2 separate regions of the Homo sapiens genome follow, and region 2 is linked to region 1. The links are chromatin loops, found by intact Hi-C in ENCODE. Cell type or tissue: GM12878. All regions are shown on one strand. Links, peaks and the distances in the headings refer to the core of each region. The heading gives the core; the rest is flanking DNA. Region 1 holds the start of LOC112268065 (a long non-coding RNA gene). Region 2 overlaps SLIT1 (slit guidance ligand 1).

Region 1 (6,149 bases), core at 883-4,882:
ATCCATCTGCATCTTGGGGGCCTTGTCTGTAAAGAATAATCCTACCAACTAACAAACACTTCTATTGTACCTATAAATTCCAGGGGCTCATACTCTTCCAAGACCTTTACCTATTAAATCATTTAATACTCCCAAGAAACTTAGAAGGAGCTGGAAGCACAACGACGTTTGGGAGTTCACCCAAGGTCACACAGCACGTAGGTGGCAGAGCTGAGATGTAAAATACCCATTTACTTAAGATCTACCTCCTGGGGCCAGTGTGGGGATTGAATGGGTAGTACATAGGAGAGTGCCTTATGGGCTAAGCGCAGTGGCTCACGCCTGTAATCCCAGCACTTTGGGAGGCAAAGGCAGGCAGATCACTTGAGCTCAGGAGTTCAAGACCAGCCTGGGCAACATGGCGAAACACTGTCTCTACAAAAAATACAAAAATTAGCCGGGCACAGTGGCTTGCGCCTGTAGTCCCAGCTACTCAGGAAGCTGAGGTGGGAGAATGGCTTGAACCCATGAAGTCAAAGCTGCAGTGAGCCGTGATCGCACCACTGCATTCCAGCCTGGGCAACAGAGCAAGACCTTGTCTCAAAAAAGTAAATATATAAATAATAATAAATTTGGTCAGGTGCAGTGGCTCATGCCTGTAATCCCAACACTTTGGGAGGCCGAGGCAGGTGGATCACCTGAGGTCAGGAGTTCAAGACCAGCCTGGTCAACGTGGTAAAACCTCGTCTCTACTAAAAATACAAAATTAGCCTGGCGTGGTGGTGCATGCTTGTAATCCCAGCTACTTGGGAGGCTGAGGCAGAAGAATCACTTGAACCTGGGAGGAGGCAGAGGTTGCAGTGAGCTGAGATCACACCATTGCACTCCAGCCTGGGCAACAAGAGAGAAACTCCATCTCAAAAATAATAATAATAATAATAATAAATTTAAAAACTGAAAAAAGAAAGTGCCTTATGCTGCATGTACAGGCATGTGGTTAGTGTGTTCATTTTTTTAAAAAGCCAAAATTGGTTATAGGGATAACTTAGGCAACAGGTCTGTCTAGAGAAAGTTCCGTTTGACAAACATTATGTACAAGTAATTTTAGAGGATTCCTTCTTCTTCTTTTTCCTTAGCTCCTTCTGCAAATGTGTGTGTTCTGGGTCTGCTTGTGTAACTGACACGAAACCCAGATATTCTTAGACCTTTCCTTTCCCTCACAGACTGTGGGTGGTCTTCTCATCGCAAATGTAGTTGTCCTTCTCAAAATGGCAAAAACCTAGATTCAGCAGCTCCTAGCCTAAAAACATTCAATGAACTTAAAAGTAAATCTAATCTAATTAAAAGAGAATACATCCAAATGTTAAATCATTGGAATTATCAGTGATTTTTAGTCTCTTATTTTATACCCTTCTATATTTTCCATATTTTCTACAATAAGCTACAAAAAATTTTTAGAAATAAAAATGTAATTACCATTATAGTTTGAATAAAATTACCACTAAATTTCGTATACGAAATTTAATGATTTTATGTGAACACACTAAATACTAAATAACACATTTTATATTCCTGCACTGAGGGAGCTGCTCTAATCTGCAAAGGGTGCTTAAAAAATAAGCGACGAGCTGGGCGCGGTGGCTCACGCCTGTAATCCTAGCACTTTGGGAGGCCAAGGCAGGCGGATCACCTGAGGTCAGGAGTTCAAGACCAGCCTGGCCAAGATGGCAAAACCCCATCTCTACTAAAAATACAAAAATTAGCAGGGTGTGGTGGCAGGCACCTGTAATCCCAGCTACTCAGGAGGTTGAGGCAAGAGAATTGCTTGAACCCAGGGGGGCAGAGGTGGCAGTGACCCAAGATTGTACCACTGCACTCCAGCCTGAGCAACAGAGAGAGACTCTGTCTCAGAAAAATAAAATAAAAAATAAGCGACAGTTTGTATGAAAATATCTAGAACAGACAAATTTATGTAGACAAGGAGTAGATTAGAGGTTGCTAGGGGCTGGAGGGGGATGGGAATGGAAAGTTATTGTTTAATGCGTACAAAGTTTCTGTTAGGTGTGAGGAAAAAATTTTGGAAATAAATGGTGATGATCGCACAACACTATGAATGCAATTAATGCCACTAATTGTACATTTAGAATGGCTAAATGGTAAATTTTGTCATATGTATATAATTAGCACAATAAAAAATAATAAGTGATGGCTCAGCTAAGGGAGAAAATGTGGTCCAGAACGCGGGTCCTCCACTGGTCTTTGTCTCCTGCTGCCAGTGATCCCTAGCATTAAGCAACTGCTGCCCAGGGAGTTAAGAAACTTGTTCATCATGCCCCACTGACAGGGACAGGGGATCTTACCCCAGGCAGTCTGAAGCCAGATGTCACACCCTGAACCTTTTTACTGCACAATGACAAAACTGCCTGCTGTTGATGTCACATCTGGAATGATGTCACACAGGAATGATCTGCAGGTAACGCTGTAAGGGAGTTGCTGTTAACTGTTTAGAGGAGAAACCGGAGCCTTGGAGGAGTTGTCGACTGCTGCTCGGTTATGCAGCCAGTGGGTGGCAAAGCCCCCTGTTCACGCCCAGGCCTGGCACCTGCAAAGGCCAGACAGCGGTGTCAACACTGCTGGCAGATTTAAAATCACCGTCGCAATACTGAAGCTGGGTCAGGGAGCTGAGGTAGGCCAGGCTGGAAAGGCTTGGAGAGGTTTCCAGGGAGGGCAGGATGAGTTTTTTAAATCGACCGTTTGGTGGCTGCTTTGGGCTTCCGCTGCCAAGCCAGTTTGGGTCCTTGGAGGATCTCTCATCCTCCTCCATAAACATTCACCAGCCCCGGCCCGCGGCGTCGGGGCAGCGGCGCGGAACCCGGAGTGCCGGCTGGGTTCGCGGACACTGGCTCCCCGGCGCGGAGGCGCGGCTCTGCACGACGGGACTCCCGGGGGAGGGAGCGCAAGGGGGCCGCGAGGACGCGCGAGGGCGGGGCGGGGCCATCTGTACCGCCGCTTGGGGGTGGGTGCGTTTGCTAAGAAGGGCGCCAAGCAAACGGAAACCGCGCACCTCTACTGGATCAATCAAAACAGCGCCTCCGGACAAACGGGAATGGGGGCGGCGCAGAGGCCCTTCGGGAGGTTTCAGGCACCATCTGTGAGGGGCGCACCCAGGGAAGCTCTGGGTTTGTCCACTCTGAGGCCTGTCCAGTTGTCCAACCACCCTGTCCTCAGCGTCGTTTGGCGGGGACAGATGCATAGCCCCCCGGCCCAGTACAGCTGGAAGCGACTTCGGAAAGAAAACCTTGCAATCCCCCTATCTTACAGATAAGGAAATAGCGCCCCTAGAGGAGAAGCAGCTGCCCCAAGGTCACAGAACTGCTGGGGGCAGAGCCGAATGCCTTCCCTCCATCACCCCGCTTACATATTGAGATGAAGCCTTTGTGGTTCTACCTGCCCACGTATCTGTCAGCTTCTGTGCAACTCATGTGTGCAGTCTAGTCCCCAGCGCAGTCCCTGGAACCTAGTAGGTGCTCAATAAATGCTTGTGAAACGCAAACGAACGGAAATGGGACTAGAAAACCCAGGTCCTTAATCTGGGTTTAGATTAAGACCAGACAGAATTTAGAAATCCAAGAGTACTGACCATTGTTTAGAGTCAGAGTAGCTGGAGGCTGGATGAATACACCCAACCCAGGGACGCCCGACCGCTGCCCACGCAGCTCCACTCCTGTCTACAGTGAAAAAAAGAGCCACTCCCTCCCTCCCTTCGTCATCTCCCCACTCCTTCCCAAGGCTGAGGATGAAGATATCCTCTGAGGGCTTCGCCTTAAAACCTTAGAGCTGGAAGGAAATTTCCATCGCCTCTAGTTACAGTCTATGTAATGTTTTCTTAAATGATTTTCATTAAGTTCATTCAATATTTATTGTGCATCCACCATGAACAAGGCCCTATATTGCTCAAACAAGACATGTGATCCTTGTTAAAATCAAAAGCAAATTTACAAGTCAGGAGTCTTCTACAGCCAGAAGTATTTAGTGGCCAAACATAAGTATTCAATACAGACTATAAATACTGCAGCTGTTATTTCAAAAAGCAAAAGCCCATTTTAAAAGAGGTTAAAAGAGGTCATTCTTGGAGAAGTTTTTTTCTTCTTGATTGGAAAAAAAATTTCCAGGCATAGGGAACTGATCACTGGACTGGGGATGTGTCCCCAACTCTTTTCCTAGCCAATACAGATAAGATCTGCTCTGGGACAACCAAAGAAAGCTAAAGAAGACATGATATCTGGCAAAACAAGCCTAAACAAACCTCTGGAAAGTCAAGAAAGAATTGGGGGGAATGCAAGATTTATTAGAGCCTGCAGGAAACCAAAGTTCAATTAAGTAATTGAAAATATAGAGGCCGGGCATGGTGGCTCATGTGAGTAATCCCAGCACCTTGGAAGGCTGAGACAGGTGGATCACTTGAGTCCAGGAGTTCTAGACCAGCCTGGGCAACATGGTGAAACCCCATCTCTACAAAAAATGCAAACATTAGCTGGGTATAGTGGCACACAACTGTGGTCCCAGCTACTCGGGAAGCTGAGGTGGGAGAATTACCTGAGCCCAGGAGGTCAAGGCTGCAGTGGGCTGAGATCTCGCCACTGCACTCCAGCCTGGGTAACAAAGACCCTGGATTAAAAAAAGAAGAAAAAAAAATATGAAGTACTATAAAATATGAAAATAGGGAAAGGTTAGAGAATGAGCTGCCTGGTTGTATTAGGTGTTTGCTTTTCTTTAAGACTTGCTCTAAGTTGATATCATATCTCAGAGTCAGAGTCTCAGTTTAACAGATATGTGTGTACCTGGAGCCCAGCACGCTGTTTTACATGCAATGGAAGCCGTTCACGTTTGATGCAATTCAAGGCTTGGTGAGTCAAACTCAGTTACTTCACGAGCTAAACGTTTACCTACCCTGTGACTCTGCACTTTTTCTCCTGAATATATGTATACACACACATATATATTTGTACGTATATATATTTGTACATGTGTATATAAACATAGATGTATAGATATAGATATATATACACACACAACAGAAATGAGCGGTTAGGTCCACCAAAAGACATGTAGAAGAATATTTATGACAGCCTCATTCAGAATAGCTCAGACTGGAAGCAGCTCAAATGTTCATCAACAGGGGAATGGATAAACAAATTGTGGCGTAGCTATACAATGGAATAATGAGCAAGAACAAGCCACTCAACAACATTAATGAATTACACAGGCATTATGCTGAGTGAAAGAAGCCAGACACAAGAATATATATTGTTTAATCCAATGTATATGAAATAGAACACAAGCAAATCTAATTTATAGTGACAGAAGTCAAAATAATGGTTGCCTTTGAGACAGCAGTAACTGAAAGCCGGCACAAGGGGACATTTTGGGCCTCTGGAAATGGTATTTTGATCTAGGTGGTGGTAATGTGTGCGTGTGTGTATAAATATTTATACACATATATACACGTTTAAGCATAAGTATGTAAACATACATCAAGTTATACACTTAAAATCAGTGCACTTTATGAAGGTTATGCCTCAATAGAAAACAGGAAGAAATCGTTTCGGCCAGGATGACAAGTGCATAGTGGGCAAGCTACCATTCTCCCCTCCCCGGCCCGCGGCAGATGTCGCTAATTAATCACCACACTCCTTTCCTTTGAGCTCGGCTTCAGAACCATCTCAATCCAGTGCTCCAGCCAGCTGTGCTTTGAGGCAAAACTCTCAGCTTTCCCTCATGTATACACAAGTATGTTGATTAAGATAATTAATTAATCATCTTACCATCTTAATTATTAATTATCATCTTCAATTTGTTAAGCCACACTCTGAGGAAGCCTGACTCTCACTATGGACTGGTGGCAGCTTCCCCAAAGTCTGGGTTCAGTTCCCAGGAGGAAGTGGCTTCTGAAGAGCACATTTGGATGCGGGAGAGTGACAGCGGGAGGGGCACCCCACAGGAAGGAAGCCCCTTGACAGAGGGCTGGCAGATTAACGCAGCACACAGGTAAGCATGGGACCCAGGAAAGGCTCAAGTTTGGGCACATTTTCTACCAAGTGGAACTAACTGGTTTTTCTTGACTGAGGAGAGGGAAGAGGAGAGAAGTTGAGGCTGGACTGCAGGGACTG
Region 2 (6,149 bases), core at 1,423-5,422, 58 kb before region 1:
GCCCAGCCTGGGGAAAGCCCCGTGCCTGCAGAGTCGAAGGCACGGGCTTCACGAACGGGACCCAGCAGGCACAGCCAAGCAGGCTGGGGAGCCAGTGGTGCATGCTCCCTTCCCCATCGCCTGACCACGTGCCTGCGTCTTCATCTGTCCATAACAGTTCGGCCATTTAACATGGTTCTAAAATACTTAGGCTCGGTGTCCACTCACTGCGCAACTCCATCAGCGTCGCACTGAAAGAGGAGGGAAGGGACATGCAGTTCTACCCTCCTCCCTAGAATGGAGGCCCCTTCAAGAGAACACAGACTTGAAGAGCCAGGGCAACAGAACAGTATTCCTTTGGGAGGTAGAAAGCAACAAGCAGAAATCCACAAAAACCTGGAATCACAAGGGGAAGTGGGGCAAGCTCAGCGTCCTGGGAACTGGAGGCCGAGCAATAGTGAGGAAGCCGGGGTGGAAGCAGCTTCCCGCTGGGCCGCCTGAGGCCTGGAGAGGTAACCCCAGGGGGCTGCAGTGAGTACCCACAGCTCAGGCGCTCCCCAGCCCTCAGGGCACTCTGACTGGATGCTGTACTTGGGTCTCTCCCCAGCGGGGCTGCTCAGTCAAGTGGAGGAGGGGCTGCAGAAGGGGATGTAAACAGCCACGGATGGTCCCGTTTCCGAAAAGGACAATGACAGAGACCAGGTCGGGGAGTGGGTCCCCTGTTAAAACCACTTCTCTTGGGCATAGGAGGAGATCATTCTATTTTACCTGCTCCATAGAAAAATGCCCAGGAGCTGACACACTGTGCCCTGGGGAGGGATAAGGAAGGGGTGGTGGTTGGAAAGGCACCTGGGACCCCTGGGTGGGCTCCTGCATTCCGGGGTCCTTGGGGTGATGATGGAATTTAACATTAGGATGGGGCCCTCGGGCTGACTAACTTGAGATGTCAGCATCTGCATTTGGCATTGGTGATAAATAAAGAATGGCAACACACTCATAAAACCATATTCTAAAGTCACTATAAGTCCTTATAGAATGTACAGTACCAAGAGTGAACGCTTGTGTCAACTCTGGCCTTGGGTGATGCTGTGTCACCTTGTCCCCTCATCCACTGTAATAGGTGCACCACTCTGCTGGGGGAGGCTGTACCCGTGGGAGGGCAGGGGGTGTTTGGGGAATCTCCGTACCTTCCGTTTGGTGTTGCTGTGAACCTAAAACTGTTCTTTAAAAATAAAGTTATTTTTTTAAGTGGCTTTACCATGAAGTTAAGGAAACTTATATTTCAAGGCCACTCACTTGCATTGGCCTCTTCTACAGTGTGAGTAGGTCACCAACAATGTGTCCATATGCTATTATAATTTTGTAAATTGTGTCATAGTAATCTTTTTGTATCCTTACTTTTAGAAATCCCCCATCAAAAAACAAAACAAAGTAAAACACAACAAAAAGCTTCAGGCTCCTGCCCCCACAACAAACAAACAACCCATCTCCTTACACGAAAATAAAAAACAAACCATCTCTGCCCGGCGTTTTATAGAGTACTGATGAGCATGACTGGGTCCTCCCTGAAAGCCAGGAAATGGGCAGAAATGAGTGATCCTTCCACGTTTAACGAAGCTCCTAATTACAGAGCTTGCAAGATTTGAAGGCATACTGTCGGTGTGTAGGAGGCAACACTGTGTCCTTGTGGCATGATGAGACATGCCTGGGGGCAGTGGCCGGGTCACCAGGAACACCTCTCAACCTAGGTCCCTTCTGGATGTGAGCTGATATTAACAATGGAGACAGGAGATCAGAACAGATTGAACAGGGACAAGTCCTCCCTGTTAGAGTCAAAACGGATAACTGTCAAGGTCTCACCCTCAACAAAGACCGATGCTCTTGGAGTTAAATGAGCTGGAAAAACCAGCAAGCATCCCTCCAACCTGGACTTCACACCAAGCAGGCCTGCAGTGAGGTCAAATAAAAGAAAAAGGAAGCTGTTTGCAGATTTGACCACAATCCTTTTATCAGCATTAAAAACAACCATTTTTATTTTATTTTATTTCTTTAAAAATAATGTTTTCCTCTTCCTAAATAATAAAGGAAATCCTTTATATAGTCTGGAAAGATTAGCTATTAACTGAAGCACTTTGGAGAGAGACATCTTCGAGGCACACTCCTCTCTTGCTAGAATGAATTCCACATGCTTGATATCCAGACCAAAATTCCAGAATCTCAGCCACATTTGGTTGCCTGATTCTCTTTGTTTGGGGGGAAAAATATCTACAAATAATCAGAAAACCACATCTGGAAAATTTTGCTCTAACATATTCTAAATACAGGATGAGGATTAAGATGCTGGAAATGTAATTGTTTTATTTTGTTCCCCATATTTTCTACTGTTAGAGGGACTCTGACTTAACTATCAAGAAAAATACAAGCTTAATGTTTCTTTTCCTTCCTTCCTTCCTTTCTTTCTCTCTGTCTCTCTTTCTTTCTCTCCTTCTTTCCTTCTTTCTTTCTTTTAGACAAGGTCTCACTCTATGCCCAGGCTGGAGTTCAGGGACATAATCTCGGCTCACTGCAGCCTCAACCTGCCCAGGCTCAAGTGATCCTCCCACCTCAGCCTCCAAAGTAGCTGGGATTACAGGTGTGCCCCACCATCCCCAGCTAATTTTTGTATTTTCTGTAGAGACGGGGTTTTGTCATGTTGCCCAGGCTGGTTGCTTAATGTTTCTTGATGGTTTACCACATGTTGGGCCCCATTAACAGCATCATCTCATTTAATCTGTGCTCAACAATTTAGATTGGTTCTTGCTATGCCCTGTTTCCACATAAGAAAACTGAGTCTAAACAAGATTAAGCAACTTGCCAGGTCCCCGAGCCGGTGAGTAGCAGAGCTATTGGATTCCAGAGTCTAAACTCAACTTCCCTGTTGTGCCTGATTCCCGATTAAGATTACAGTTGATCCTTGAACAACATGGGTTTGAACTGCCTGGGTCCACTTATATTGGATTTTTTTCAGCCAGAGGCAGATGGGAAATACAGTGTTTGCAGGTTATGAAACCTGCATATACCGAGGGCTGGCATTTTACATACGCGGGTTCCGAAGGGCTGATTGCGGAACCAATCTACCAAGTACACCAGTGGCCAATTATATTTGGGTAGCACCAGAGAATATTACATGCGAAGTCCAGATGGAAGCTGCACAGTGGCCTCCCCACTTACGGGCCTCCGGGTCACCTGTGCCTTCCGCAATGTACAGCTGACACCTGCATTCACCTCCACTATCAACAGATGGCGCTTATCAGCGAGGGATGCACTCTTGCAGGGAGGCCGGGGACGGTCACCACGGTCTGTGGTCAATGTTCAAATGACCAGTTGTCCACGGCCTTCCCTTCGGGATGACTGAAGTCTCATGCCATGTCCAGCTGGCTGGGAAAGATGCTATTAAAAATCATCAATACATGAGTTCCAGGCCTTGCTTACACAAGTTTCCCGTAAGGATCTGCTCAAAATTATTTCCTGTCCTTTGTTTCCTATAAACGCAGTTGTGATTTGTAGGAAACTGTTTTTTTTTTTTTCTAGTTACCTTTAGAAGGACAAGACATTCAGACACCCAGGTGTGGTGACCAAATTTGAATATGTCTGAGACAGAGGAAGATGAGGAAGGCGATTATGCTGGAACAGCATAACAGTATAATTGATATGTGTGCATCTGTGCCTGTGAAATACAATGTTTCACTATTTGTTTCCTTTTACATTCCAGTGTTTTTTCATTTCATGGATGGGAACCAGGAGGGAAAAAGCCAGGCTGCCAACCAGCCATCAAATTCTCACAGCTTACATCACCCTCTTGAGAATCAGCAACCCGCAGCACCACCAGTCAACACTCTGCCTAAGCCCAAGACCATATCTAATCCATCCTGATATTCCCTGTGCCAGACAAATGACTGCAGGCAGCAGGCTTGTAATGAGTTGGTCGGGTGAATGAATGCATCCATGCATCCGGAGAGGGAAGCAGAGCCCAGGGTCCCCACGGCCAAGTCAGCGGGAGTGAGGCTGGAAAGGAGGGCCGCCTCTCAGCCAGGCAGCAGGCTGGGGGCCATCTCGAGAATTCAGTTACCTTCAGGAGGGACACTCACCATGGGAAACTGGAAGTACTCAGGAGTCTAAGACTAGCTGCTACTTTGCAAACATCAACCAGGAATCACATTAAGGATTCACAATCCCAGGGCCAGTAGCCTTGGAGGAGAAAGAGGCTCTCAGTGTGCTCCCCTCAAACGGAGCATCCCCATTCTCTTCTTTCCTAAATGTTTCCTAAGCACTGTGGAGAGGAGAGCTGGTCACACACACAAAGATAGGGAAATACATAAAAAGTGGCTTTGCTTTTTTGTTTTGGTTTCTAAGAGAAGAGTATTATCAACTTGATCAAGAAATAGTTGCTCTGTGACAGACAGGGTACCAAAACCCCTGTCAACAAGCACACTATCCTGAACTCTGGGACACCACTGGTTGTTTGGGGAACCTCATGGAAGCTGTAAACGTCCAAATCCAAACTGCTAAATGGCTTCCTCCAAAAACCCCCAGGTAATAAATACTGTCCCCTCTGAGAGCTGACATGTCCAAAGGATTCTCCTAGAAATGGCGTGCAGAGTTCCGGGGGCCTGGATGAATAGGAAAACCCTATCTTTGGGTCCCCTACAAGGGCACTGCATGTCAGTGTGCACACAGGGCACTGGGCCCTTGGCTCCAGCTGAACAGCTGGGGACTCCCGAAATCGGCAAAGCCTCTCACAAGGTGGGTGTCCTTGGGGGTCCAACCACGGGGTCTCAGCAAGGTGCCCATCGCCCCTCACTATGAATGGGGTAGGCAGCAGCAACAGAAGCCTCTGCTTTGTGCTGATTTCTGGCACTTAGCCTGAAGCTCCCCTCTTCCTCTCTGTCTTTCCAGGGGCCTTGCAGGGTGATGAAACCCCAGCATGGCTTTTCCTCTTCCCGCCATCCCTCACCCTGACCATGTTCCTGGGAGTGGGAACATCTCTGGCTCTGACCATGGGGAGGGTGAAAGAGTGGCCCCTGTCTCCCTGCCAAGGCGGGTGTCTCGCCACCAGAATTTATGTGCCAGCGTTCCTCGTACCAGCTTTTCCCAGGTTACCTCCCTACCCATTACTACCCCATTAGTTGCCATGTGTTTTCCCCTAACTGTCACCAGCCCACACTGCCTCTTTGTTACCCTGCAGCTCTCAGGCCGGCCCCTCCCCAACAAGGGGCTAAGCTTCAACTTCGAATTGTGAAATATTTCCTCCCTCTCTCCTGTTCCCCTCCCACCGCCCTCCTTGGGCCCCAGAGCCTTTAGTAAAACAAACCCGCCAAAGGGAATTCTCCGCTGTGTTTGCACAGCACGAGTGGGCCCCCAAGTTGCCTGGAGCCCCTCATTCTCCATAAACACACTTCCCCTCCTTATTGGTATTCAGTCGATACCTTCCTTTCTAACCCTTCCCTGCTTGGCCTCCGCGATCGGCCGACAGAAGGGCCTTTGTTGAAGGAGCAGAGGGGTACAAACACCAGGGCCCCAAAGACAACTACGTGGACTTCAAAGGGGGAAATGAGTCATTGCTCAGCGGGCGATGGCTGGGTGGGGGCAGCCCAGGGGAGAACGGGCTCCTCGGCACCTCTGGTTTTGCCCAGGGATAAACCTCCTGTGTCTCTTTACAAATCAGACATCACTTCCAAAGCGATTTGTCGATTTTTATTGTTCCAAATTTGACTCTGAAATGTGGGCCAGAATCTGGGGTCTGGTAAATATTTTGTTACACAGCTCACTGGAACCACTTTGCTAGAGGGGATGGCTTCCAACACTGAGGCTCAGGCTAGGGGACTTCCAGGCACCCACCAGCTGCCAGTTGCGTGTGTCTGTGAGCAGATTAACCATCCGAAACACCGCTTGGGTCGGCTTCTTCCCTACTCGCAAGTCCTCCACGGCTCCCTTGTCGGAGGCTCTGCATGTAAAAGCACCCCGAGGCTATCAGACCCTGGCTCCCGACGACAGCTCCAGCACGCAGTTCTGGCAGATGCGGATTCAGCCCCTCCCTGAACTCTTCCAGGAATGAGGTGACAAGCACAGCAGCCCACCCTTCAGCAGCCAGCTCGTGTCTAGGAAGCCTGCCTCGTGCAGAACAACATCCA

What was found. Hi-C counts contacts between places; a loop is a spot of excess contacts. Peaks named below come from ENCODE experiments on the same cell type or tissue, not always from the same donor. Only the 100,000 strongest peaks of a DNase experiment are listed, where the experiment ranks them.
Region 2: a loop joins it to region 1, with 2.1 times the contacts of the local background. A loop is called at or near these places in 4 of 110 quality-filtered maps.

What each region holds. Positions count from the first base shown.
Region 1 is chr10:97,193,419-97,199,567 of GRCh38, forward strand. All of the region lies in intron 11 of ARHGAP19-SLIT1 (ARHGAP19-SLIT1 readthrough (NMD candidate)), which reads right to left. It overlaps LOC112268065 (a long non-coding RNA gene), which reads left to right and starts at 2,482. Exons shown (of 3, transcript XR_002957098.2): 1 at 2,482-2,665; 2 at 5,842-6,027. RefSeq lists a silencer at 2,915-2,964 and an enhancer at 3,095-3,334. In GM12878, for the core only: a CTCF peak has its summit at 3,324; a DNase peak (open chromatin) is centred at 3,359; H3K4me3 peaks cover 1,135 bases.
Region 2 is chr10:97,135,118-97,141,266 of GRCh38, forward strand. The region is part of intron 4 of SLIT1 (slit guidance ligand 1); the gene reads right to left. Among named protein-coding and RNA genes, the nearest start is that of SLIT1-AS1, 35 kb to the left of the region's middle. RefSeq lists an enhancer at 5,728-6,149. In GM12878, for the core only: a CTCF peak has its summit at 3,239; no DNase peak of the experiment used is centred there.